Linked DNA regions of Homo sapiens: all the other regions are linked to region 1. A link is a loop called in an ENCODE intact Hi-C map of the cell type or tissue named here. Cell type or tissue: GM12878. All regions are shown on one strand.

Region 1 (8,000 bases):
GGGAACACAACGGGAGTCATTTCAACACCACTTTCTTCAGGAAGCCTATTCTGATCCTTGGTACTCCAAGCAGCTGTTGTCAATGCCTACCCCAGGTGATACCATGCCATACTGATTTTATTTTCCTGGATACTTAATCACAGGTAAAGTCACTGAGGCCACACAACCCTGAGGAGAAAATGCTTGAGCAGGCAGGATTTTGATGATATTTTGTGGATGATACTCCATTCTCAAACTGCCTACATTCACACTTCTTTTCACCGAGAGAAAATTAAGCCACTATGCTTTTAAACCATTCTTACTTGGGTTTTGTGTAACATGCAGCAACATGGAATTATTACGGATACAATTGGTTCTGACTTGTATGGATACACTTATAGAAAAACGTGTGAGGATATATTGAACAGCAAAGTACTGATTTTTTTCTTATTTTGATTTGTCTCTGATGAACACATATTTCTTTATGTAAATGTATTAGAAGGAATTAATAAGAATATGTTGAGGAACAAATAAATTGCCAAATCCCAGTGGCGTAGCACACTGATGGTTGATTTGTCCGTCACACAAAGGCCCATGCAGGTTAACTAGGGCTAGCTCGAGCCAGTGACTCAAAGATCCAGGCTCCTTCTGTCTTGTGATTATTAAGGGTAGTAAAGAAAAGAGAATGTGGCGGTGGCAGACCCCCTGCTAGAAACTGAAGGTGCCATTTCTAGTCACAGGCCACTGGCTAGACTACATCACATGACCTTGCCTGTCAGGAACTAGCATTGCAGACTTACCAGCATGACCGAGAAGGAAATGAGAGCATATGTAGGGAAGCACGCATTGTCTCTACCAAAATGAAAATGGAAGTTTAAAAATGCAAGTACTCATGGGAAAGGTAACACACTGCACATCTTAGCCACTGTCTTCCCTGACTGCAATGGCAGAGGGTAGAAGGGGAGGGAAGAGGTGCGCATATATGGAGGCGCATGTAGATTCTTTACAATTTGTCTCAGGTGAGGAAGGGTTAATGTGTGTGCTCAGATGTGCCAGTGAGTAAAGAAAAGAGTATGTTTTCAAGCTTCGCACCAAATGTGAAAGTCACTTGTTTCTTTTTTCCCTTTTAATTCTAAATCTGAGAAAAAGCAGTGCTCCGCTTTGAATTTCAAATGTCTTCAACATTGAAGTCTGTTAATCAGGCTATTTTCTTATCAGCTCTGAGTCTCAAATGCTGCATCTATAAGAAGAGAAGTCCTTTCCAGTTCTAAGAGCAGTGACTGTGTGTGGCTTCAGGAATGATAATTACACATTCCAAAATGCATCCTGGATTAATTTCTTAATTCACATCTACCAGAGATGTGAGTACCCAATGCTTAAAGAACTATGGTTCCATGACTAACAAGAAGTGATTCACTGAGCCCAACAAGCAATCTAATCTAATTGCCTCTAAGTGTTGTTTAGTAGGGGTAACTTTGGCTATTTTAATGAAATGTGAATTTTTAGAAATTATAGACAACAAAACAAATGTGTGTTCAGCAATTCCTGCCTACAGGAGTTCACACTCACTTAAGGAAGGCAAGGCACGTGCAGTTGAAACAACTAGCGAAAAAACAATTCTAAATAAACTAGCGTTGTATACCGATATAATTAAGTGCTAAAGTGTGCAGTTCAATCAGATAATATAAGATTTGGAAAAGAAAGGTGATAAAGTATGCCCCCAGACAAAATGGACTCCCTGTGGCTAACTGAGGAGCTCAAAGTTAAAACAGAACTAGGTGTCCATAGCTGGGTGACAGAATGGTCACATGTTCTGCGCTCTCAGAAAGATGTTGTAAAAGTATCAAAGGACCTCCCATTCTACAATCAAGCTGAACCAGCTCCTGTTCTGTTGTTGGGCTACAAGATAAACTGCTGCAAAAAGCACAGCACCTGCCCACACCTCCCAGTGCCGCAAGCCCCAGGCCCCATTGGCCATTTGAAAGAAACATCTGACAGGGACTGCTGGTTTGGGGCTTGGGAAGCAACCAGAGATCACCTCCCCTAGCCAATTAAGGCTCAGCTGTTTGGGCCAATCAGAACTCAGCTCTGTCAGCCAGTCAAAACCAAACAAGACTCAACCCTTTGTTTGCATAAATAGACCTGGTTGGGAACCTGGGTGGGGACTTTTCCTATAAAACCCCAGGCATGCCATCCCTTCATTCTCTGGAATGGACCTTCATTTTACACAGCGGCCTGCATGTCTGCCTGATTTGCAAACAGTTCTCTGGAATAAAATCTCTTTCCTCCAGATTCTTTTTCAGAGAGCTTTTGTTCACAAAGGGGATAAAAAGATTAAGCTAAGATGAAAATCAGAAAAAAAAAAATAGAATCACTGCAATAATAAGGCTCATTATTTCCAAGATTTTTATGTATCCTGGTCTGAGTATGTCCGTCCTTAAAGCATATGAACTGAAAAGAATAGGAATTGGATTTATGGGTTTTGATCCATTTAAAATATCAGTATTACAAAGTTTTCTAGTGAAGTTAAACGAATGCCCGCAAGTAATTTTTTTACAGAAACCCAGTTGAGAAGGGCTGCAAGAATTAAGAGTATTTTGAAAATATACCAGAGTAAGCAAAAATTGCAACATATGATGGTTAAAAAAAAAAGCTCAGTAGTATATCATATTAAAGATTTATATATTAAATATAACAGAATTTAGAAATTATTTATGTGTATGGGACACTGTTTTTATCATTTTTTCACGTAGAGTTGTCACCATCATTCATTGTGAAGAACAGTATATTTAATATTCATAGGAACATAGTATAAACATTCTTCTATGTAATATTAAATTCACAACAAATGGAGTATTTCTTGGGTTACATGGGAAAAAAAATAGCAGAATCTTGCTGAGCCTCCCCAGACAGATTCTATCACCAGGACAGCTCTTTAAGTTCCCAGATGCGGGTGCCTCCCTTCCTTGGCAGAATGCCTGGTGGACTTGGCAGCTGCCTTCTCAGCCCTTATCACAGCTGAGGCTTCCTGGGGAGTCACGCTTCTCCTCTTCCACCCACTGTGGGCGTGGGGTGCCACCCCACGGCTTCTCCTGGTAGCTCTGATGCTGCCACTGCAGTGACCCTGGCACCATCTGGTCCCTGGATGTACTTGCTGACACTGCCATCATCATCACCTGCACCTCTGCCCCAAGACAAGGTTGAGGATATTTTTCCCAGACCAGTTTCCCCAGTTGGGGATGTTTGTCCTAGGCCTAGATGCCATTCTAGAATCAGGAACTTAATCAAATCATAGATCTTCACTTGAAGAAAGCATAATGTCGATGGCCATGAACCAGCAATTTTTCTTCCTTTCTCTCATCTCCCTACTCCTTTTTAGGGCTATTCTGCCCAGCCTCATTTCCCCGTTCTGGATGGCAGATCCATCTTCTAGAAATAACTTTCAAGATGGAACTATAATCCAGGTCTTTGGTTGTAATCGAGGTCTTCTGGGAGTTCCGTTTTGGGATCCAGACTTATATCAAATCCTACATTTGCTTCTGGGGAAAGTTAAAATTTTGATATACAAGAGAATTAAAAAAATACTGTGCCATCAGAGATTAAAATGCTAATGGAAAGTAATTCAGGAGAGAAGAAAAATTGATTATGCTAATAAAAATAATATCAATTTGGTTGAAAATGCAAAATACAGTTTAGGTCCTCAGGGGCCATGGTAGAGAGTGTGGTAGGATTAATGAGAGAAGGAGTGGGGTAGTCCCTGCTTTGTGCGGGGTCTAGTCTTGAGGGGTTATTCTTGCTGTTCATGGTTGATGTGTGACGACACCTCCATACTTGTGTTGGAATCCTAGGGATTTCTGGGCATCGGCTCCCACTTCTAAAGACAGGGACTCTCCTGTGTCGGAGCTTTTGGGGTTCTGCTGAGAAAGGGGGAGGCTGAGTAGCACGAACTATCATGATTGATTAGTAACGTCTGCTACAAAAGTGGGAGGGTGGGGGACGGCTCATATGGCAAATATTTATCACCTTACCCCATAACATGCTTTCTGGCTGTATTGTCAGGCTGCTAGGAAATGCTTTCCACTCGGAACTGAGACCTAAAACTGGAAACTAGGCTGCAGGACCACCTGGGTACGTGTGAATTACAGAGGTTCATGCATTTCCAAATGGGGGTGTCATTTTAGAACTGGGGCGTAAGATGATGAGCAACAGAAAAGACAACGCCGAGCCCCCGGGTATGAGCTCAGAACTCTTTACATGTTTGATGCTCCAAATGGTCTAGGGCAGGGGGGCTTCAGAGCCTTGGCAGCAGAACGTGGTCGCGTAGATGTTTATCTGATTTTCTGTTGCGCTGCTGCTCAACCGCCACTACGGAAGTGCACACTGCCACCTTATGGACGTCTTGAGAAGTTACACTTACACGTTATTAATTATATTAAATAAAATTCAAATGTAATAAATAATGTCAGGGGTAGTTTTTATAAACATTTGCAATGAAAATTCATATGAGGACTTCAGACAGAATATATTCAAATGAAGAGTTGATTTCGATTTCACTGATGAAATTAAATAACAGGATTAAGATGAAATTCTCAGCTATTTTAGCATTTTAGTGTTTTTCTGCTACTGAGTTGTGGGAATTCCTTATATGTTTCGGCTTGTCATAAATATGGTTGACAAATATTTTATCTGATTTTATACGTTTTTTCACTCTATTGATTATTTCCTTGGTTGTACAGAAACTTTTTAATTTTATGTAGTCCCACTTGTCTATTTTTTACTTTTGTTGACTGTGCTTTTGGTGTTGTATTCAAGAAATCACTGCCAAGATCATTATCATGAAGCTTTCTCCCTATGATTTCTTCTAGAAGTTTTATAGTTGGGGTATTACATTTATTTATTTATTTAAAGACAAGATATTGTTCTGTCACTCAGCTGCAGTGCAGTGGCACAATCAAAGCTCACTGCAGCCCCAACCTCCTGGGCTCAAGTGATCCTCCCATCTCAGCCTCCCAAGTAACTGCAGGTAACTACAAGTGTGCACTACCACACCAGGCTATTTTTTGTGGAGACAGGGTTTCTCTGTGTTTCCTGGGCTGATTTCGAACTCTTGAACTCAAGTGATCCTTCCACCTTGCCCTCCTAAAGTGCTGGGATTACAGGTGTGAGCCTCCAACCCTGGCCAGGTCTTACATGTAAGTCATTAATCTATTTTGAGTTGAATGTTGTGTGTGGTGTAATATACACATGTGAATATCCAGTTTTCCTAACATTTGTTGAAGAAACTACTGTGTATTCTTAGCATCTTTGTCAAAGATCAATTAATCATATGTGTGTGTGTTTATTTCTGCACTCTCCATTCTATTCCATTGATTTATGTGTTTATCTTTAAGCCAATACAATACAGTTTTAATTGCAGTAGCTTTGTAATATATTTTGAAATCAGGAACTATGATGCCTCCAGCTTTCTTTTTTTTTCTAGAGATTGTTTTGGTTCTTCTGGATCTTTTATAGTTTAATATGAATCTTAGGATTGTTTTTACTATGTCCGTAAAAAATGCCATTGGGATTTTGATAGAAATTGCATTTAAACTGCAGATCACTTTGAAGAATATGATTATTTCAACAATATTAAGTCTTCCAATCCATGAACATGGGATTTTGTGAATATTCTTGTATGGTTTTAGCCTAATTAGAATGTTTCTAATGTTTTGATTTTACATACAATGTTAGCTGTAAGTTTCAGACGGAATTATTTCTCAACTCTTAGTTTGTTCAGAGCTTTCTAAAATTATTATTAATGAAAGTTAATCATTTTTGGCATAGACTTGGTTTTTAACTTTGATTAAGTCCAGTTATTACTTTTAAAATTTTATGATGACTCTTTGTGTTCTAAGAAATATTTGATTACCATCCCAAGATTGTAAAAATATTCTATACTTTTGGAAAAGCTTTATAGTTGTAAACTTTTATGTGTAAGTCTGTGATCCATCTGAACTACATTGCATATTTTATGAAGGTGAAGGTTCATTATTTTCCATATGGAGTTTAAATTTTTCCAGCATCATTTATTTGAAAGAATTTCCTTTCCCTGTTGAACTACCTTGATGTCTTTGGAGAAAATAAATTGACAGTATGTGTGGGACTCTTTCTGAACTCTGTATTTTTTTCATTGATCTATACATGGCATTACCACACCATTTTAATTGCTGTAGTTTAATAGTAAAGTGCACGTTTTCTACCTTTTTTCTTTCTGACTCTTCTGGGTACTTGACATTTCCAAATCAATTTTAGAATCAGATTGTCAAGTGCAACAAAAAATGGTTGGGATTTTTATTATGATTGCATTGAATCTATAGAATAATTTCGATTAAAAGTGACATCTTGGGCCGGGTGCAGTGGCTCGCACCTGTAATCCCAGCACTTCGGGAGGCCAAGGTGGGCAGATCACAAGGTCAAGAGTTCAAGACCAGCCTGGCCAACATAGTGAAACCCCACCACTGCTAAAAATACAAAAAAAAAAAAAAAAATAGCCGGGCATGGTGGCAGGTGCCTGTAGTCCCAGCTACATGGAAGGCTGAGGCAGGAGATTCGTTTGAACCTGGGAGGTGGAGGTTGCAGTGAGCCAAGATCGCATTGCACCACTGCACTGCAGCCTGGGTGACACAGCGAGACTCTGTCTCAAATAAACCAAAAAAAGTGACATCTTAACAATTAGTCTTCTAATTAATGAATATGATACACTTTTTTGGTTTCTTTAATTTTTTTCAGCAATACTTTGTTGTTTTCAGCAATAAGATATATTTCTCTTTTTAAATTTATGACATATTTTTATCTTCTTTGATGGTATTGTAAATTTTAAAGTTAATTTTATTTTCCAAACCTTCGATGCTAGTTTATGGTATACAATCAATTTTTTATATTTACCTTGTATTTTGCAACTTTGCTTAATCATCTATTAGTTCTAGTAGGTTGATTTTTCCCCAAGATTCCTTAGGATACAAAATCGTGCCTTTGCCTGTATGTATATATTTTTTTCAATCTTTATACCTATTATTTATATTCCCCTTGTATTGCACTAGCTAGCACTTCAATATAACATTTAGTAGAATTGGGGGAAGCAGACATTCTTGACTTGTTAAAGGTATTATGGGAAAGTTTTTAATAATTGACCATTACATATAATGTTAGCCAGAGGTGTTTTATAGATACACTATATCAAATTGGAGCAGTTTGCTAAGAGATTCTGTGTGTGTGTTTATCACGAATGAATATAAAGCTTATCACATTATTTTCTTCATTTATTTATATCATGATATAGTTTTTCTCTTGTATTATGCTAATATGGTGAATAAATGCTTCATTTTCAAGCTTGCATTGATAGATAAACCTCATTTGGTCATGACACGTGATCTTTTTCATGTATTATTAGAATCAGTCTGTTAATATGTTACATATATTTACATCTATGTTCATGAGGTATATTGGTCGATAAGGGTTATGCTGGCCTGGAAGCAGACACATGTCAGGATATATTCCTCTTTCTCTATTTTGTAAAATAGTTCATATAGTATTAAATTATTTTTCTTATTTGGGCATAAAATTTCCTTTATACAAATATTTTAATTATATACTCAGTTTAAGTAACAGATACATGGTAATTCAGTTTCTTGTTACCCTTTGCTAAATTGTATTTTTCAAGTAATTTTTATTTAATCTAAGTTTTAAAAGCTTATGGCATAAAGTTGTTGTAATATTCCATCATTGTGTAACTTCATTGCTATGAGGTCTTTAGTGATATGCCCTCTTTCATTTACAATACTGAAAATTTGTATATAGCCTATTTTTCTTATGTAGTCTAGCTTTGGGTTTGTCTTTTTCTATCTTTATTAAAAAAACCTTGTATGTTTGTCAGCTTCCATTTTTTTGTTTTCTATTTAATTAATTTTCTAACTTTTGTTAGTTTCTTCTCTCAATTCACTTTGAAAAATAAGTCATTTATTTCAGCTCATAAGTTGTAACTT
Region 2 (8,000 bases), 100 kb before region 1:
AGCAAGGCCTGGCCTGGTATGTCAGGTCAGCTAATATGTCAGTTCCCACAGCTCCCATAGACAATGGGATGCCAGGGAAAGTTTTTAAAAAGAGAAGTGAAATCATTGATGATGCAATTTGGACTTCATTCTAGTTGTTTAGCTGTACATTTGGGTCCTAGAGAAACAAGAAGCAAGCTGGAGGTATGAAAGAGAACATTCCAAGAATGACAGGTAAGTCTGAGTCACAGCTCGAGGCTGAAGGAAGGGGGTTAGAGAGGAGGTGTCCCTTGAAATAGAAGCTGAGGCCAGCTTGCAAAGGGCTTACATGTCATGGTAGGAACTCAGAGTTTTTTCTTTTCTCTAACAGTAACCAAAGAAGGATTTTAAGCAGAGACATGACAGAGGGCAGGGGAAAATCAGAGTTTGAGGCCAGGCTTCATGATGACCTTCCAAGGTCAATCACAGAGGTAAAGAGGGGATCCTCATGTGGAACAAGGAGGTCCACAGCCAGCCAGAGAGGCAGCCCTGTCCCCTGAGAGAGCTGGCTCTGGGTTTGCAGTTTATTTCTGGGATCCTGATGTCAGTTGTTGGTCTAGATCCAAATGTGGCCATATCCAAAAAATGTTTAATCCAGTCAGGGCACTTTTTCACCATTATTTCACCCATTCAGTTAACAACTCATGACCACTATTTAAAAATTATATGCTAGTTTTGAAAGAAATTCAAAGTTAAAAACAAGTCCACAAATGACTAAAATAATTAAAACAGAGAATAAGACAACAAAGGTAGGACTGAAAGGCACCTGTAAAGCTTTTTGAGAAAGGAGCTGAGAATGTCCCGGGGGCCTGAAGGGCTTGAAAGAAAATGCAGTCTGTGTTTACACCTCAAAGATGTGCAAGACTGTGTGAGTGGGGGTAATATTTTGGGAAGAGAAAGCGCAATGAAGATATATAGGTGAAATATCTAAGTAGCATCAACAAATAACTGTTGTTAATGTTGTTTAAAAAACAATTCCCTGGCTTCTTGTATTTGGAATGGATTGTCTCCGTGGAAGCAGAAACTACCTCTCTCTTACCTTCTTTCAGGTTTTCCTGGGATCAGCTGCACTCCTTAGCAAAAGTATATTGGAGAATCAACTGAGAAAGTAACTGAGACATTTCAATCATTTCTAGGTGTAAAGAAAGACCAGATCCCAGGAAAATATTACGGTCAGTTCAATGCCTAAGTATAACACCAGCATCACTGGCTGGGACCCTCAGAACCTACTCTCCTATTTTCCCTTCATCTTCTTCTCTTCTTTCTTTTTCTTATTCCTTTTCTTTGTTTCCCCCCTTCTTTCTCTTCTCTCTTTTCCTCCCTCACTTTCTTGATCTCTCGCTCTCTTTCATGAATTCACTGAATCATTGCAGAAGTACTTGACACATACCATGTTCCAAATTCTGAGCTACGGCACATGCTATATTTTTCTACAAAATAAAGTGTGAGGTGGATCTCTAAATAATAATAACAAGTGTATCTCAAACAGTCTATCCTGGGCACCTTGTAAGCTTCAGTTGTTTTCTCTTCAAAGTGCCTGTGTCCCAAAGCTCAGGACAAATTTCAAAACCTGAACCTGAATATTAAGAAATCTAAACATATATCATCTAAAGCTGGCATCCAGGAAAACAGAGCTTTTCGTTTGATCAGAGACTGCATATTTCTTACCTGCAAGTGTTTGTTTTAACCACACTTGGCAGGTTCTGTATATAACACGCGTCAAAGCCATCAGTTGCACTTGTTTTTGTGACTGCAGGTGCTGGCTTGCTTGTTCCAGGGTCCCAGGGCCCGGCCATGGCCATGGTGTTTGTCTCTCAGGCTTGTCTGTCTCATACCTGGCAGGCTCACTGCTTCACAGCTCACTGTGTCTCTCAGACATTCTCTTGGCTTTCCCACAGTCTCAGGGACTGTTCTAAATAGCAAGCTAATATTCTGAAGTGAGGTATTGGAAGCATTTCTGAGAAGCATTTATTATTTTTGTATGTGCTCAATTTTTTAGCAATGAAGACATTTCCTTTCAAGGTTGTTAAGCTTTGAACTTTCCATTTTGTGAAAAGGCTCGAAATTTCCTTCATTCTTTGTGGGCATCCAACTCTAACAGACACATAAATTAATAGACTAGGAAATATTTAACGGTCTAAGTTCAAACAAATATGTTTACTTTGGCTGAATTGATGTTGCTATTAATTGCTATTGAAATAAACCACTGTACAAAGAAATATGCCCTGGAGGATAAATGTGACACTGCTAAAATTAAAACTCAAATGAGAATTATCTGCAGATTTTAATGTTTCAAATTCAATTTGGAGAATTCAGTTCTTTAATGTAATACTGATAAAATCATGTTATTGATCCTGCATACTCATCTCTTCTCAGGGATTAGAGACAGGCTGTTACGAGTATGTAGCAATCCCCCTTGTACCTGCATAGGTGGGGAGGTGATTGTCCAGCTCTGCTGGTCGGGCACTGGATGTAGTCATGGCTGCAAGCAAGTCATGCACGTGGAGAACGAGGTGTCTCTCTGAAAGAAATGTAGAGAGAAAATTTTAGGTCAACTAATTAAAAATTCCCATCAATCTCTAGAATAGCATCCCATATGCAAAGGAATACTCTGTCGCCCAGGCTGGAGTGCAATGGCAGGATCTCGGCTCACTGCAAGCTCCGCCTCCCGGGTTCACGCCATTCTCCTGCCTCAGCCTCCCGAGTAGCTGGGACTACAGGCGCCCGCCACAACGCCCGGCTAATTTTTCTTTTTTTTTGTATTTTTAGTAGAGACGGGGTTTCACCGAGTTAGCCAGGATGGTCTCAATCTCCTGACCTCGTGATCCGCCCGCCTCGGCCTCCCGAAGTGCGGGGATTACAGGCGCAAAGGAATACTTCTTATACAGATATATAATTTTTTTGTCCCATTAGGAAAAAATTGTGCCCCAATCGCTTTCTGTCCTTTCTTACTAAATGTGAATCTTGAAATGTTTATTGCTTCATGGTGTTCCTCCATTTGGCCCCATCCTAGTTCTTGCTTTGCTTTTAGATGCTGGGGAGCCATCTTGGGAGTAGGGTGCCCATTACATGAGATGAAGTGGTCTTCAAGGGGACAATAAGGGAGTAAGTGCCTTGTAGAAAGAAGCAAAGTAAAGAGGAAGAGAGGTTTCTTTGTTTGTTTTTTTTATTTTTATTTATTTATTTATTTTATTTTTTTATTATACTTTAAGTTCTAGGGTACATGTGCACAACGTGAAGGAAGAACTTTCTAACTTCTCCTTTTCTTTCTCTCTCTCTTTTTTTTTTTTTTTTTGAGATGGAGTCTCACTCTGTCACCCAGGCTGGAGTGCAGTGGCGTGATCTCGGCTCACTGCAACCTCTCTTTTTGTTATTAGGTTGTTGCAAAAGTAATTGCGGTTTTTGTCATTGCTTTGAATGGCAAAAACCGCAATTACTTTTGCAACAACCTATTACCTAGGCTAGAGTCAGAGCCCCCTCACCTTGAGAGTGATGAGTTGCGAGAGTCTGCCCCCAGCAGGCAGATTGAGAGAGTGCATGGTTTAGCAGAAGGATAATTTTAGCTGTAGTCCATGGGACAGAATGGAGATGTTGCAATTTGATGCAGATCATCTGAAAGTCTTGTGCAATGTCCTGATTAAGTGTGGACAGAGCACCATAAAAAAGGAATTTGGAAGTTGGAAACATGCTGAGTTCAGGCAGACATAAAAGGCAGCATCTGGAAAACCTATCAGGACTCAATTTCAGGACAAGTGATCATAGGTAGGTGGGATCATGGAACTTGACCTCAAGGTTACACTATAGGAACAATAAATAGGTTATGAAGATAATGAGCAGATAAACAGCACCACCAAGGAGTCTCAGTAATAGATATGTAACAAAGGAGCAGAGCAGGACTCTTTATAAGAGCTAGATGGTCGTAAGGAGAGGATTGGCACAGCAGTGGTTCATGCAGAATCTCCTGAGACGCAGATAAAACTTAGTTCTGATTGGGAGAAGGTTATTACAAAGCTTGAGGTGGAGATGTAGTCACAGGAAAGTAGCAAGAATATATGGGGGAGCTGAGACATGAAGAGGCATTTCCTAGAAGGGAAAATTAGGCTTTAAAGTCAGGCAGATGGGTTTGCCTGGGAAACAATCAAGAGCGCTGAGTCTGAGCCAGGGAGCTGGTGGGGAGTGAGCCAAAGTGTGTCAGGTAAGGCAGAGAACCAAAACCAGATATCAGGTGACAAGTCAAGAATGAGTAACATAGAGTACATGAATAGGTCTGGGCGGGGCTGAGAAGATATGGACTTGGCTCTATGTGCTTGGCTAGCTGAATGTTTTGCAGCTATATCTACAGGTGCTTTTATTATCATACAGCCTGGCAAGGAATGTTATTATAAACAGCTTGGGTCCTAGGTTTTGGGATGGGAAGAAGCCCCAGCTCCTGGGAATAACTGTGATGTCACCATAACACATGGTGACTTGTCCCAGCAAATGGAGCAGGGACGTGGATGAGGAAAACCACAGATAAGTATTACAGCCAGGCAGGGTGGCTCACGCTTGTAATCCCAGCACTTTGGGAGGCTGAGGCGGGTGGATCACCTGAGGTCAGGAGTTCAAGAAGAGCCTGGACAAAATGGTGAAACTCCGTCTCTACTATAATACAAAAAATAAGCCAGGTGTGGTGGCAGGCACCTGTAATCCCAGCTACTCCGGAGGCTGAGGCAGGAGAATCACTTGAAGCCGGGAGGCGGAGGTTGCGGTGAGCCGAGATCCCAGCACTGCACTCCAGCCTGGGTGACAGAGTGAAACTCCATCTCAAAAAAAAAAAAAAAAAGAAAAAAGAAAAGAAAAAAAAAGTATTGCTAGGATTAGCATCACTGTTAGTTACCATTCCAGTTATTGCCCACTTGCTAGACCCCTCAGAAAAACAGAAGTTTGCAGGAATTTTGCAGCCAAAAGGTGATGTTTAAAATATTCCTAGAAGATTTTTTCCACTTCATACGTTGGATATTTATCTCATAAATTAATCAATATTGGCCGAGTATCGTGCCCCATGCCTGTAATCCCAACATTTTGGGAGATCAAGGCAGGTGGATTTCTTGAGCCGAGGAGTTTGAGACCAGCCTGGGCAACATGGTGAAACCCTGTCTCCACAAAAAATACAAAAGTTAGGCCAGGCGTGGTGGTGCACACCTGTAGTCCTAGCTACTGGGAAGGCTGAGGTGGGAGGATCACTTGAGCACAGGAGATCAAGGCTGCAGTGAACCATGATGATGCCACTGCACTCCAGCCTGGGCAACAGAACAAGACTGTCCCAACTCATTAATTACTCAATTAATCAATATTAATTATTATGTTGTATATTGTTTTAATTTTGCATAAATTATCTAATTTGTCTCATAACGACTATATGAGGTAGGTAGGGCTTATCCACATTTTAGGTGAGAGAAATAAGCCTCAGAGAGGTTAAGTAGTTTGTTCACAGTAACACTGCAAACAGTAGTAGAAGCAAGAATTGAAGTAACGCATTGTTCTCTTAGCTACATGTTATGAATATTTAATTACTCTTCCACTTCATATTTAGAGACTATCTTCTATGTGTTGGCTATTGCTATGGATAAAAGAGTGGAAAATAATAAAAACATGCACAGTCCTTGTCCTTGTGGAGCTTAGGAGCTTACAATCTAGGGGAAAGAGGGAAGATACCAGCAACCAGCACCCATTAACCCAAGTGATTATTTAATCACCCTTGTAGAGGTGATTCTTTTATCTTCAGAAGAGGAGAAAAGAGAAGGTCAGATAGATCTCATGTAGTGTAGGAGTTCTCTGACTTATCTTCTGAAAGAGATCTTACCAAGTAGATCTTACCTAGTATGGGAGTCAGAGAAAACTTCCCTAAAGAACTGATAGTAGACTTAAGACCTGAAGGATTAGTAGATGGATGGGGAGGGGAGAGAAGAGGTGTTGGTGCTAAGGCAAGAAAGAGCTTGAGGCATTGAGTGAAGATAAGGTGTTATGGAGTGTGGCTGCTGCCAGCAGGGATTAGATGATGCACTTTAAAATGTACAAATAACAGTACTATAACATATTTACATTATAATTGAAATTTATAAAAGTTAGGGAACTAATCTTTGTATGTTGGGGAGGAAGTTACCTTTCTCTTGTTAATTCAATTAATTTCAAGACTGTAAGAATGTATTGCACTACTGAAACATTAAAAATTGCGTTAGCTTCTGCATCTTCATGGGATGGAAGGTTGATCAACTGATTAGAGCTCCCACCAGGAATAATCCAAGAAATCAAATAAAGTAAAATACAGAAGTTATTTGCTTGAAGACAGTGGAGCACAGCTGAGGCAATTAGTGAAGAGGTCATGACTCCCAAGGAGAGAAAAGCTCAAAGCAACTTCTTTCACAACAGTAGCTTTTCCAATTCAGAGCTGAGAATCCAAATTCTTCACCAATGCATGAAGACATTTTGATGAATTCTGGGACTTGGGGGGATGGGAGACTAATATCCTAAGCCTTAAAACAGCTGAAAAATATAGCAAAGATGTCAGCAGTTTTATAAGACCAGGATTTGAAGTCAGGCCAGATTCATCAGAAAAAGTGGTCAGAGATAAGACTATTGACTGTAGCTAAAATTACAAAGGGGGCTAAGGAGACCCAGAAGTACACTAAGCCTTACTAGAACTGCAAACAAGGCTTGACTCAAAATAATGTTAGTATAGTGGCAGAAAGGATGACCCCTCTCAAGGAAAAGAACATTACTTGGAACCACTACCTTTTTTAAGAAAAATATACAGAATTTATTAGTAAATTACTAGACATATCAAAGGAAAAGATTACATAATGGAAAACCAAGAGAAAAAAACAGATAATAGAAGTATATCTATAAATGTTCTTGACGAGCCTTTTGAAATAACTATGATTAAAGTATTTAAGAAATTAAAGGAAAAGGTGAAGAAAATGAAATAGATGAGAAAATTTCACAAAGTAGAATGTGTAAGACCGACACAGCCTAGAACTGAAAGTATTTCATATCTGGTATTAAGAATTCTAGTTGGTTTAGCAGCAGAATAGAAACAGCCAAAGATAAAAGCACTGAACAAGAATATATCCAGGCCGGGCATGATAGCTCACACCTGTAATCCCAGCACTTTGGGAGGCTGAGGCGGGTGGATCACTTGAGGTCAGGAGTTTGAGACCAGACGGACCAACATGGTGAAACCCGTCTCTACTAAAAATACAAACATTAGCCGGGTGTGGAGACCTGTAATCCCAGTTACTCGGGAGGCTGAGGCAGGATAATTGCTTGAACCTGGGAGGCAGAGGTTGCAGTGAGCCAAGATCGTGCCATTGCACTCCAGCCTGGGTGACAGAGCAAGACTCTTTAAAAAAAAAAGAATATATGCAAATGGAAAAAGGGAAGAAGAGATGGATGAAATGTATATAAAATTCAGAAAAAATTAGAGACAGAAGGAAAGCAGTTAAAATGTCTAACATAACTATAATTGAACTTTAAGAGGAGATAACAGATTGGGACAAAGCAATATTTGGCGGGGTAAAACTGATTATTTCCCAAAAGTGACAAAAGACATTAACCTATAAATTTAAGAACCCCAAACAGTATAAACAGAGGAAAAAAAAAAAAACACCCAGGCAAAAGTGCAAAAAAATCTTTCTTAAAAAGAAAGAAAGAAAGAAAAAAGACATGCAACCATAATAGAAGCAATGGCAATATTGACAACTGAAGTCTCAATGATGAAAGGCAAGAGACAATGTAATAACATCTTTAAAGTACTGAAAGGAAATGCCAACCTCGGCTTTTATGTCTTGCAAATATATCCTAAAAATAAAGATGAAATGAAAACATTTTCAGACACACACATACGAAAGCTGAGAGAATTTATCCCTAAGAAATTTGTACTGAAAGAAATTTAAAATGGAGTTCTTCAGCAGAAGGAAAGTTATACCCAATGGAAACACAGAAAT
Region 3 (8,000 bases), 320 kb before region 1:
GAACTTCCTTCTCTTGGATTGAAAAAGTCTTTCTTTTGTCTCAGTTTACACAGCAACAGCTTAGAAAATATTACTTTATTTAAAAATTTTATAAAATCTGCCTAACAATATTACAGCAAGATTGTTTACTGTATAGGGAAAAAAAATTTTAGTGCTATTGCCCCAATCATATTCTTATTCTTTTTTGTTGTGGGAAGAAATACATAACATAAATTAGATTCTTTTCATTTTTGTATGTCTGAATCTATACTCTTTTGGTGACATATTCCCTGGTGACTGTAATATGTCTGTATCTTTTTCATAGATATTTATTGTATTTACTATAATTTATTGATCACTATCCGGTTTCAGTAACTGGGATAAGCTGTTTCATATTTTCTTACTCAATTTTCTACACTCATATTTTCTTCACTCAATTTTCTCAACTCTTTAAAGTAGATGTCAGTATTTTGCATTTTGCAAATGAAAAACTTGAAATTCAGAATGGTTAGCTAGCTTGCCAAATTTAATACAGTGAATTAGCAAAGAGAGGATGTGAGCTTGGCTTTTTATCAAAATTACCAGCATAATGACAATATAGGATTCAATCAAGGGGCCCTTCTAAAGTATAGCTAACACATTTGTTAGACCATTAATTTAAGTCCAGGTTTTTGCTATAATAAATATCAGAACTGGGAAGGGTTTTGAAGGCAGCGTTTCCCACTATTTAGGTTACTTCCTTAGGACAGATTCTCAGAATGTAGTTCTTAAAGTCAATTGTTATGGATAGTTTTACTATACTTGATATATACTTCCAAATTGCTTTGCAAAAGTGGCTCTTCAGTTTGTACTGCAGCCACTGTTGAATCTAAGTTTACTTACGTTCTGCCTTTCTGCTAAAGCCTTTTCAGAGAGTTATGGCTATAAAACAAAGTGTAAATATTCATGGGGAAGTTTAAGAAACCACTTTACAGATAGCTCCCTAAAGGCATAGGAGCAGTGGAGCGTGGAATGCGTTGTTGGTACTCAGGGAGGCAGCCATGCACCTGTGCATATTTGAAGACAGATAGGATGCCCAAATGCATGCAGCAAGATGTGCAATTCTCCCATTTTATCCCTCTCCAATCACGATTGTGCTGAGCTTTCCATGTCTGGGCAAAAATGTGAAAATGGTTCAGAAGAGAGTTGCCATTAAATAATCAGAAAGTAAAGCTCGTAAGTCAAGATAAAATGAGGTGAAATGATTTGGCTGGGAAAAGTCTTTGAAGTCTTCAGTGACATGAGGAAGAGGACCAGCTCTTCTGGATGTAAGATGCAGTGAAAAGGTCCCAGGTTTTGAATAAGAGAAAGCTGGCTGTGAACTTCGACTCTTTTACCTACTCTCTGTGTGATCTTGGGCAAATACTGACCTCCCTGCATATCAATTTCCTAATCTATAATATGGGCATAATATCCATTTCAAAGAGTTGTCAGAAGGACTAAATGAGATGACATGGTAAAGTGTCCACAACAGATGATACACACCAAATTCAGGATGGTAGCTTCTCTGCAGGAGGAAGGAAGGAGAATGGGACAGAGACAGGTAGCAAAGGGAGCTTTAATTTTAACTGAGATAGTTTGTGTCTTTTATTCAAATTTAAAGAGATCGGAAGCAAGCATAAAAATATGTTGACATGTGTGGATCTGGAGACAGTGCTTGTTACGTAATTTTCCATACTTTGTTTTCGTTTTCAATTAAACAGAGATAGTGCAAGGCACATAGGGAACGCTCCACACAGGTATAGATTCTTTTCCACACCCCTCATCAGAAGCTGAAGAGCATAGTCTCCATTATGATGAATTTAGGCAGGACCCATGGAAACAAATCCTGCGGAGAGCCTGAGCCAAGTGGAATTTGCCTCTGGAGAGCTGTGCCTGCCTTTCACAATGGAGTTCCACACAGGCAAGTTCTTTCTCCCTCTCCTCCATGTGGACCGGATAAACACAACATCCCTGCTCTGCCTTACTCAGCTCTATTGCTCAGTCCAGAGACATGTTGTTGTTATGAGATCTATAATCAACAGCCAGATTCGACTTTCTGTATGGGATTTTCTATCAAGGAAGGTTGTTTATGTCTTAATCAACTGTAGCATGCAACTCCTGCCAACATATGTGTCACTGTGATTTCCATATTGAAGACTTCCCTTCCTCAAAATGATGTTTATTTAGTCTGTACACTTTGTTTAGATTCTCCTCATGGAAATTCTGGTTTTAGGGTTATGAAAGTAACTCTTACAGAGCTCCTAAATGTGGTGAGCTCCACATGAAAGCTGGCTTTCTTGAAGCTTATTATCAATGGATTGCCATGCACAGAGGGTAATGGAGCTTAGAGAGGGCATCCACCTATCTTGCAACAGATAGTCACATAATGCACAACACAGGGTTCAACAACTCAGAGGATTTTCAGACACTGAAACAACATAGGGCTGTTCTGTTGTTTAGTTGTTCTTTTTTGACCTCCTATCTTTCTATCTCTATTTACCCCCACTCTCCTTACCTGGATTCTTAGGAAGGAAAAGGCTGTGTTTTTGGAGACAGAAATTAAATGAATGAAGCCTATCCTAGTGTGCATTCCTATGAGCTCCACCACCATTCCTGTAGGAAAGACTCATTGTTCACACATGCTGGGCTTAGAGAGCAGTATTCTTCCACTGCCCAGGAAAGAGAAATATAGTGTCTCCTTCCCCCTTATGTTTTGTAGTATTGATGCAGGGGGCACGTGCTGTCAACTCACTCGGAGCTATGCACACAGAAATTTCAGAACGTTTTAAATGTTATAAAATTGCAAGTTAATAGCAGAAAGGGGTATTTGAGGAAATTAGTCTTTCAAATAATTTATCAGAGTGCTTACAATTCCCATTTCAAGGCAGGTGAAGTAATAATGGATGGTTGGGACTTGAATCATATTCAATGCATGAAGTAGAAAGGCCATCTGCATCCAAATTGTTTGAGTAAATGGAAGAACCAGAACTGTCTGGGCAGATATTGCTGCTGCTGCTGCTGTCACCGTTTTAACTCGATGCCGAGTGGCAGCCCTGGGAGAAGGCAAAGAGAGCTAATGCTCATTGCCTTAAACAAAACCTTCCACGCGAATCCACATGCTACCCTTGTACCTCCCAGGCTATTTGAACCAGAAGTCAAAAAACAATCAGTGAAGAGTTTGGTTTCCTTCGAGAGAGAAGCCCAGCATTAAAATGCTGGTCTCTTCCTTGAATATGACTCCCTTGGTGTTCTAAAATAATAAAATGGCAATATCCTTTTAAACCAAAAAGCAATCTCCTCAAAATAATTATAGTGCATCAAGGATAACTTGCAAATATGCTCCAGGAAATCAAGGCAAAGAGCAAATCAAGGGAAAAATAGATATTTCCTCAGTTAAGGCTGATGCAAATGGCAGCACTTTTATAGCATTTGGTCCTGGCAACATGGCTCAGCTGGGAGAAAGAACACCTAAAACCTGAATCCCATTAATTTTACAATACTATTTCCGTAGGGTTTCCACTGAGACTTAGCAGGGTTTTTAGTATCCTTTTGTGGGAACATCAATACAATTATTTGTGGAGTACTTTGCAAAATGATCTGGGTCAATAATATACAGCCAGAATAAAGCGAAAAAGCCTAGTTTGGAGCTCTATTACCACTAACAAACCCAGCTCCACTGAGCAATTGTTTTTATGTGGTGATTTAAATTATGCAATAATTTAACCGACATGCTCTGTGAGAGAATCATTTATCCTCTGTTCTCTAACATGGCTGTCTTGGAAAGACTTACACCTTTAGAGAGAACATTAAACTAAGACAGCAAATAAGAGAGGAAGAAAAAATGATCACAAATACAAAATTTAGGGGAAAATGCCACCTTGACTCCCTCCTGCCCTCTGCTGGGTATTGTATGCATCCTCAGTCCACCTCAGTTCTTTCTACAGGACAGTGTTGAGGTGATCTGGGTGTGACAAATATTTCTATTCTGGTGAATCTTATAGGTAAATATAATGAAAGTGAGTCAAGGGTTTGCTTTGTAAGTTTTCTGTTTTTTAAAATTGGGATAAAATAGACCTAAAAGTCCTCATTTTAGCCATTTTGAACTATACAGTTCAGTGACATTAAGTATACTCACCTTATTGGGAAACCATCACCACCAACCATCTTCAGAATGTTTTTTCATCTTGCAAAAGTGAAACTCTATCCATTGAACACAAACTGCCCCTTCCCACCCTTCCCCTAGCCAGTTTGCTTTCTGTCTCTACGAATCTGAATGCTCCAGGTACCTCACGTAAGAGGAATCATACAGTATTTGTCATTTTGTGATCAAATGTTTATTTTTAAAACTCATAATGAAATACTATAAGAATATATAGGTAACAATGAGAGGAGATGAACGAAGGAGTATGTAAGAGTTTTGGGACAAACATATGAAGGAGGAGAGAGGGAGTTAGCAGGAACAAAGTGACAAAATGAGAGAGCAGCAGTGTAGCAAATCCTGGCAATGTGCTTCCCTGTTAAAATGCTGTGACTTGGCTGGGTTCGGTGGCTCACGCCTATAATCCCAGCACTTTGGGAGGCCGAGGTGGGTGGATCACTTGAGGCCAGGAGTTCGAGGACAGCCTGGCCAACATGGTGAAACCCCATCTCTACTAAAAATACAAAAAATTAGCCAAACGTGGTGGTGCATGCCTGTAATCCCAGCTACTTGGGACACTGAAGCAGGAGAATTGCTTGAACCCAGGAGGTGGAGATTGCAGTAAGCCCCCAAGATCCAGCCACTGCACTCCAGCCTGGGAGGCAGAGCATGACTCTGTAAAACAAAAACAAAAAGAAAAACAAAAAAACAAACCTGCTGTGACTCAAAATAAGCACCAAAGAAGTAAATTGCACAAGGATCTACAACTAGCATATGCTGGAGCCTGGTTTGACTCTATCCTTTTGGGCTCCAGAGGTTCACTGGATCCATGTCCTTATCTCATGAACCAGTTTCTTCCAGTGCAGTTTCTCATTTTGTAAAACGTTAAGAAATTTTCCAGGGGTTAAGAGTACGGCCCTTGCTCACTGTTCATCTCATGCATGCAGTGATCACCTATCAGTTAACTTTAGTATGCCTGACCCCCGAGACCTTGAGCCCCAAGTATCTGCCATTATCCCACCCTTTGCCTGAAACCTTATAACATAAAGGTAGCTGTTTACTACTTGCGACCCTGGGATTAGGACAATAATTGTCCCTCAGGTCTACTCCATTTAGGTAAGCTTCTTGAAAGGTGCTTGGGGGGCTTCTAAACTGTGTGATTTGTAGAATCAGCAAAAGGATTAGTTGAAACAAACCGAAACCACACTGTATTCCTTCTACTAAGCACAGGTATAGCCAACAACCAAGCAACAAAAAGAAAGCCAATTAATGTTGGTGTATTGCCAGGACAGTTGAGCAGCTACCTCCTCGCCAGCCTAGTGGAGTAGTGGGAAATGCTCATGGAACCTCCCGCTGCCACCTGGTTCATCTCTAGGTCCCACTCACAACAGGACCCTCCAGGGGGGTCTCCTGGCATCTGGACTGATGTACTTTGGTTGCCCTCCCTGAGGGGGTTATGAGTTGACACTTAAAGTCACAGAGTCCTTACTATCTGCTGCATTTCTAACGCTCTAGCTGCCGATGTTCCTGTTTGCTCTTGGCAAGTCTGTGCAATTCCTGGAGAGATGTTCTCATTCTGTAAATCTACTAGCTGTTTAAATACAACAGCAAACAGAGTGACCTTCTCACTGTCGGTTCCGGCAGTGCTGGGAGAGTTTGATAGTTTTAACAGACTTTGGTGGGAAGAGAAAAAGTTCCTGTCTGGAAGAGTCACTTCCCTGCCTTGGTCTCTGAAGGACCTGACTGGGGTTGCTTACCACACTAGACTGTCAAGCCATCCCTCCCACACAGCAACTAGGCTTAAGAGAGTCCATCTGCTGCTTCTACAAGATTTTATTTTGCTGTTTATTTAACAGTTTTATGCCCACTTAATATTATGCTTTCTTATGACATTTACGATTGAGTTGTAGTGACTTAATAAATGCTTAGTGGCTGAATAAACCATTAGAGCAAAAAACTTGTGTTAAAATATTCAAGGCATTATTTCTCGGAATACGGTAAACTCTTATCCGTTTATATGACAATAAACTGGCTCACAGGAATCAAAGTCAAGTTATAGAGAACATTTTTATTTAAAATTAGACTTATAGGCATAACTCATATTTCCACTCTGGTTTACTAAGACTAGGTAATTTATATAATTGTAGTGTGAACTACCTCGTTATATAAGCCAAGAGGTATCTTTAGTTGGTTTTGGTCAGATGTCCACCTGGAGTGGTCTTCGTCAGGATGGAGGTCTGTTTGCATGGGTCCTCATAAAGCTGGCAAAGTGATGCCCACCTATTTATGCTCTGCTAGTGAGTGGCCCACCTCCAGGCTGGAGCCTGTATCCTTTGTTCACTTAGCCTGATTCTGAGCTCCCAACCTTAGCTCCATCAGCATGGCCCCTGAACAGCTGCAAACAACTTTCTATCCTAAACTTCTGAAACACACAGCAAATGGCTCAGAACTCAAGATCTGGCCTCCTGCAGAAAAATTCTTAGAAGCCAGTTTGCCCTGTCACTGGCCTCTAGCAAGCTCCTCCTTCTCGGGGGTGTTGGAAGCCTCCATGGAGGAGATGGTCTGTAGACCTAGCTCAGTTCCCTGCAGTAGATGCTCACATCACACACAGTGGCTCTCATTATATTATATTGTCAAAGTGGGTCTGGACTTACATGTTGGGGCTCTGGCTTTCGGTTCCATCCCTAAGTCTTATTTTTACTTTTATTTTTAAGGGAGTGCTTGTTATGGGTGAGGACCTGTCACTATTTCCCTTCGCAATCCAATTCTAGGCTGAACAATGACTTGACTTTCTGGAGACATATTCGTTGATGGCCACATTTTCACCTGTGAACTTCTTAGATGCTTAGGCTTCTCTAGAATAAAATGATCTTTTAAAAATAACTGAAATAGTCTCTAAAGCAGCAGTATTCCACTGCTTGGGTTCCCACCCCAGCTCTCTCTTTCAGCATCGGCTTATCAAAGTCTCTTCCAAGCGTTTTAGTTTTCTCATCTGGAAGATATAATAACAGTGCTTCATGGGTATGTGTGGGGATTTGACAACCAAATCCATGAAAATCACCTGGATCAGTAATTTAACGCTACTATTATTGTTGACGTCTTTTCTTAATGCAAAGTTCCAATATTGGATTGACTTGTGGCGAGAGACACGGGGGATGGAGAAAGGAGTGAGGGCAGAGAACAGGGAAAGAGTAGAAGTCCCGGGGAGGGACCAAGCAGAGTCTGATGCACCAGGGGTGACTTGAGATGCTTTTGCCTTGGAATCCCCAGCCTGGGCCTGATACCCTCAGAAGTCACAGCCTGGTTCTCTTTCCCTCCAGAACCTGAATTGGCTGTCAGTGACCTTTCAGAGTAACCTGTTTAGGAACTTTTCATGCCCCTGATGTTGAGGGGAATTTAGGGATTGTATGACTGTTCAATGACTCAAGGGTTTGGGAACTTAGTCGAAGGGCCCCTATTAAACATTTGATGGCTTCCCAAAGGACACCTCTCCTTACTCATTCTTCTAACTCATTGAAGGGCATAGTTAAACCAAGAAAGAGTTACTTGACACAGCATTCCAAATACTCAACTCTAGCAAGCAATATACCTGACCTTCATCTAAAGCTGCTTATTTAAAGACAAAATCCCTAACATCCTCTCCTGTAAAATGGAGATGATAATAACTGCTCCATGGGGTTGTTTAAATGAGGTAGCATTAGATTTGAGAGTGCTAGGCGTAGAGATTGGCACAACATAAAGAGTTCAGCAAACATTTCATGCTGCTTCTGCTGCTGCTGGGAATGACAATAGTTAAAACTGAGGCCCACACCCAGCGAGGATGCTGAAACAGCAACACAGATGTCCTTGACTGGGGCTTCAC

What was found. Peaks named below come from ENCODE experiments on the same cell type or tissue, not always from the same donor. Only the 100,000 strongest peaks of a DNase experiment are listed, where the experiment ranks them.
Region 2: it touches region 1 in a loop (5-fold over the local background); 4 of 110 quality-filtered maps call a loop at or near these places.
Region 3: it touches region 1 in a loop (4-fold over the local background); 25 of 110 quality-filtered maps call a loop at or near these places.

The regions. Positions count from the first base shown.
Region 1 is chr7:37,829,378-37,837,377 of GRCh38, forward strand. No RefSeq gene overlaps it. Among named protein-coding and RNA genes, the nearest start is that of NME8, 15 kb to the right of the region's middle. RefSeq lists an enhancer at 3,112-3,211. In GM12878, CTCF peaks have their summits at 3,067 and 4,355 (motif pointing left); no DNase peak of the experiment used is centred here; H3K4me3 peaks cover 328 bases; H3K27ac peaks cover 400 bases.
Region 2 is chr7:37,728,849-37,736,848 of GRCh38, forward strand. All of the region lies in intron 2 of GPR141 (G protein-coupled receptor 141), which reads left to right. Among named protein-coding and RNA genes, the nearest start is that of GPR141, 49 kb to the left of the region's middle. RefSeq lists a silencer at 189-298. In GM12878, a CTCF peak has its summit at 3,539 (motif pointing left); DNase peaks (open chromatin) are centred at 223 and 3,533.
Region 3 is chr7:37,506,343-37,514,342 of GRCh38, forward strand. No RefSeq gene overlaps it. Among named protein-coding and RNA genes, the nearest start is that of ELMO1, 61 kb to the left of the region's middle. In GM12878, a CTCF peak has its summit at 3,904 (motif pointing left); no DNase peak of the experiment used is centred here; H3K27me3 peaks cover 222 bases.